Regions from separate parts of the Homo sapiens genome. Here region 1 is linked to region 2. Evidence: read pairs that join two places in POLR2A ChIA-PET (ENCODE). Cell type or tissue: GM12878. All regions are shown on one strand.

Region 1 (2,500 bases), 170 kb after region 2:
ATCCTGACATTATCACATGGAAAGAAAAGTAGTTCAAAGAAAAAAAAAAACAATAGAACACAAAGTTCTTTGGTGAAATGCTGATTTTGAGAGTAACATAGACAAAGCAGTTATTCATAAATCTGAGGTAATATTCTTTTCACTTTTATTTAAAGAAATGCTATAGTAGCTGAAACTGGAGTCTACAAATGTTTCCTTCACATGTCATTTTTTCCTCCAATTCAGATACACAGACTTATGATTATAAAGTTCTTCAGAATGCATAAGGTTTTCCATTTTACAATAGCAAGCATTTCCACATTTGTTTTGGAAAAGAAATGTTTAGAAAATTTTGTGAATTCTTCTAGTCAGTAAAGCAATAATGAGGCCTAGGAACATGAAGATGACCAACGCCTCTCCTTCACCCACCTTTAAGTACCACCACAATCAGTTTGGTTCCCTTTTTCTGTAATTCATGTGTGAATTTTGTTCTAAGAGAAATAAGATGAAGGGAAAGAAGTGGGTGGGCTGTTATACAGGGCTATACAATTTGGACTAAACAGTCTTGTTGAAAACTTGCTATGTGGCCAGGCATGGTAGCTCATGCCTGTAATCCCAGCACTTTGGGAGGCCAAGGCAGGAGAGTCACTTGAGGTCAAGAGTTCGAGACCAGCCTGGCCAACACGGCAAAACCCCATCTCTACTAAAAATACAAAAATTGGCCGGGTGCGGTGGCTCACGCCTGTAATCCCAGCACTTTGGGAGGCTGAGGTGGGCTGATCACAAGGTCAGGAGATCGAGACCATCCTGGCTAACACGGTGAAACCCCGTCTCCACTAAAAAATATAAAAAATATAAAAAATTAGCAGGGTGTGGTGGCGGGCACCTGTAGTCCCAGCTACTCGGGAGGCTGAGGCAGAAGAATGGCCTCATTCTAGTGAACCAGGAGGCGGAGCTTGCAGTGAGCCAAGATCGCGCCACTGCACTCCAGCCCAGGCGACAGAGCAAGACTCCGTCTCAAAAAAAAAAAAAAAACAAAAAACAAAAAAAAACACACACACAAATTAGCCGGGTGTAGTGGCGCAGCCCTGTAGTCCCAGCTACTTGGAAAGCTGAGGCAGGAGAATCGCTTGAACCCGGGAGGCAGAGGTTGCAGTGAGCAGAAATCACACCACTGAACTCCAGCCTGGGCGACAGAATAAGACTTCGTCTCAAAAAAGAAAACTTGCTGTGTGCTGGGCATCCTGCCCCTGCTGGGTTCAGCAGGGCAGGAAAGTTGTGGGTGGGGATGGGGAGAGGGAAACTGCATGTACAGAGATACAAATACAGGAAAGACCATACAGTTTATTTTCTTAATTTGTAGTTTGTAAACTTTTGAAAATAAGAACTCCTTTTTAACCTGTGTTTCAAAATGTTGGCCCCCACATAACAGTAATTGTCTTTTTGTCGATTTTGTTTTCTAAACTTGGGACCTATATGAAATCACAGATTCCTTACAATCACCCCACAGTCCCCAAAGGCTGCCCCTCCTCCAGCCCCAAGATCTGGGGCTGAGACATCCTTGTTGTCTGTTCATGGATGGGTAGTGTTGTGAGTCATAGAACAATTCCGTTGCAAATATGGTCAGCATTAGGCCCCCGAGTCTCACAAAAGACTGGGTTGAATTGGGAAATTTTTCTGCCACCTTAGCACAAGTTGCAAAGCCAAGAACTCTATGTCCAGATAACAAGGCAAATAAGATGAAATTCAACCAAGATGGGAGAAGAGTGACATGGACAAGGGGAGTAGTTCTCTTGCACCCTAAAGCCTACTATTTGGGGAAATTTATGAAGTTTGGGGAACAATAAGGCCAATAACAAACCAAGGAAGACGTGAAATCCTCATTTATCTTCCGTTCCACCACACCCCCACCCCTGCCAAGGAGCCGATTTCACAGAGGTCAATGCTGCTCAGATTTTTTTGTCTGCTGCCCTCTCAAGATTTCTTTTTCTTCAATACTTTTAACCGTTGTGGAAATGAGGTCAGTACTCTGTGATTGTCATTTTGTTCCAAATTCTTGAAATATTTTATTATTTACAAAGGTTTCCCTACTGACTTAGGACAGGAAAAAATATGAATGTGAAAACCTGAGTCCGAATAATAAAAATTTCAGTTATCATGGCTTTGGTTAAACCAAAGTTATTCCCAAAGAGTTTTTCAGAAATATTTAAGGAACAATTTTGAATAATTTTATTTTGACATATTAGTAATCTAGTCATTGCTAAAAATTCAGAAAATACCACCAAAAAGGTACAAAGAATAAAACAAAGATCTCTCCTAATTTTACCACCCCAAAGCACTCTGTTATGTTTTAGAATCTATCTTTCCAGACTTTTTTCTATACATACCCACATTCAGACAAACACCCACATTTTTAAAATGGGATCATAGTATTTTTGACAATGTCAAGAAATCTACCTCCTTCCTGTAATATTATATTATGACATCTTTTCATGTCAATGTATATAGATCTACATTCTTT
Region 2 (2,500 bases):
AAAGTTTCTATCCTCACAAAACACTTAGATATTTTTAAGTGATTATGATTAAAAAAATGAAACTACTCTCAAAAAGAATACCTTATATTCATTTAGAAATTAAACATGAATTTTCTATTGGAAACATAGAAAGAAATTTAAATTCATCTATGACAGCCCTCAATCTTAAGAAAAAGATAAGCTCTAGAAGGATTCTAAGCAAGTTTAGAAAAGATATGCCCCAGACTTCCATTTGACAGTCTCTACAACCATTCAAGAAATGAGAGGTAAAACTTAAAACACTCAGTGATGAAGCAAAATGTTGCAATATTGGTAATGTTCACAAGTTGAGATCTAGAAATACTATAAGCAGTAAACTTCAAAGGGAAAAACATCCTCTATTACTGCATATTTATGGAAGAAATTTCCCCATACTGAACAAAGAGATGTCTCTTTATCTCAGATAAACCCATTTTATGGATTTAAAAAAAAAACAACCTAAAAGATCATTTTGAGTGTAGATTTTGCAATCAAAATCTTGACCACATTTTAACATTCTCCCTTCAGTCTTCTAATTCTCAGTCAGAGGTCATCATTGTCACTTTGTGGCTTGACTTTGCAGCCACGTCTTCCAAAGGCCTGTTGTCTTCTCACCCCAGCACCCGCAGGACGTCTGCAGGGAAGCTACGTTGCCTCCCTGAGGGCCTGCAGGCCTGCTGTGATCCAGCACCGTCATAGCCAGGTAAGATTTGCATTGTCTCTTCATCTGGTCACAGACGGGCTTTTCCCTTTTTATAAATTTGACACACAATAAACTTTGAGTGAGACCAAAATCAAGGAACCCAACGTGTGTACCAGGGATCCATTGAGAGGGTCATTTGCATCAGGGCATGAGTTTTAGAGTCCGACAGCTTGGAGGCAGGTCGTTGCTCTTGTTCGGGTCAGAAATCTGGTAGTTCTTCACTCCCAGCAGGACTGTAAGGATGAAGAATTCAACTGTTTTGACTCTACACTTTCAGAAATAGAGCTTTCCTTTTTAGAGAGAATAGTCATAATTCTCTCTTATCTTACGCTTTCACTTGGACTTTTTGTGTGTGTGTGCTGTGCTGGCCTGATTAGAGTCTGTTGTCTTTAAGGGTTTTTCTGAAACGTTTACTCAGGAAACACATGGAATGCACTCTGACAAGTAAAGCCCACATCTCCACTATTTACTGAGGCTTTTTGTTTTCACATATTAAATATCTCATGCCTTACCCAAATACTTTATTTGCCAGTAAAGACCCAAGGCTTCAGGTGCAAGGAAAGGAAAGGGAACCAGTGGAAATCAGTGGAATCCCAGTAAGAGGGGAAATATTTCATGAACTTTATTTTTAAAAGCAGGTTTTTAGGGGTACTAGAAAATTCCCCAGACTTGTTTCATTAGAAAGAAAACACAGTATGTGTCAGAGTATGAAAACAGGAAAGGGTGAGAGAGTAGCCGTTGTTTGATCATCTCAATCAAGGGGAAATTTGTCTGAGGTAAACAGTTCTCAGAAACAGCAATAGTTTCACAGACTTGATTTTTAAAATAGTTTTGGTATCCTCCAAATCAGGCCTAGACTAAAAGTCTGCACTCCTTAGGACAATGAAGGCCAGTATAAGTCTTGCAATAATTAGGACTTGCAATAATTACCTTGGAACCCAAAATGGTGATGACTTTTTTTTAATCATGGAGTAACTTAGAGATAACAATGTCTAATTTATGGAGATGAGAAAATAAAAACCAGACTGAGTTAAATATAGTTCTTACCTGCTGACAATAATAGCATGTAAATTGATTGAGAGGTAATTGAAGGAAAAGCATATGGATATATTTAGATTATTCAAGAGAATAAAATATTCACTAACATTAGACACATTGATTAAATATACATGAAAAAATTCTAGGGATACACTAAAAGACTAGAAATAAACTGCATAACTTCCAAACTAGTAGAGGGAAAAAAAAGCAATACAGATAAGGCAACTTATTTTATAAATTTCTATAATCATTATGTTGATTATATTTAAGAAATAAAAATTAAAGATGACTGCACTAAACATTCAATTTAAGAAGTCAACTTTGAAAAACAATATAGACCCAAAGATAGTAGGAAAAAGAAATAATAAAGGCAAGAGAAGAAGTTAATAAAATAGGAAACATAAAAGCTATAAAGAGGATCAAGATGCTAAGAGTTATATCTTTAAAAACACTAATAAATGGATAAACTTCCAGCAAAACTGATCAAGAAAAGACAGAGAAGTTATAAATAAAAAATATTAAGACTGAGATAAAAAGAGGACCAAACCACAGATGTAGCAGTAATTATAAAGATAAAAGAAGAATATTATAAGTTTATAAAAATAATTTGAAAAATTATATGAAGCAGCCAACTTCTCAGAAAAATATAAATTACCAAAAATGACTCAGGCAATAATAGAAAATCTGACTGGCTTGATAACTGTTAACAAAATTAAGTCAGTAATTAAAAATCTTCCCACA

Evidence for each region. Peaks named below come from ENCODE experiments on the same cell type or tissue, not always from the same donor. Only the 100,000 strongest peaks of a DNase experiment are listed, where the experiment ranks them.
Region 1: POLR2A ChIA-PET joins it to region 2 with 9 read pairs; 6 of 35 experiments call an interaction of 5 or more read pairs at or near these places.

Annotation. Positions count from the first base shown.
Region 1 is chr6:149,305,560-149,308,059 of GRCh38, forward strand. It overlaps a transcript of TAB2 not described here. Among named protein-coding and RNA genes, the nearest start is that of TAB2, 11 kb to the right of the region's middle. In GM12878, no CTCF peak of the experiment used is centred here; no DNase peak of the experiment used is centred here.
Region 2 is chr6:149,139,579-149,142,078 of GRCh38, forward strand. It overlaps LOC124901426 (a long non-coding RNA gene), which reads left to right and starts at 571. Exons shown (of 2, transcript XR_007059807.1): 1 at 571-721. RefSeq lists an enhancer at 918-1,147. In GM12878, no CTCF peak of the experiment used is centred here; DNase peaks (open chromatin) are centred at 783 and 1,473; H3K4me3 peaks cover 1,521 bases; H3K27ac peaks cover 2,345 bases.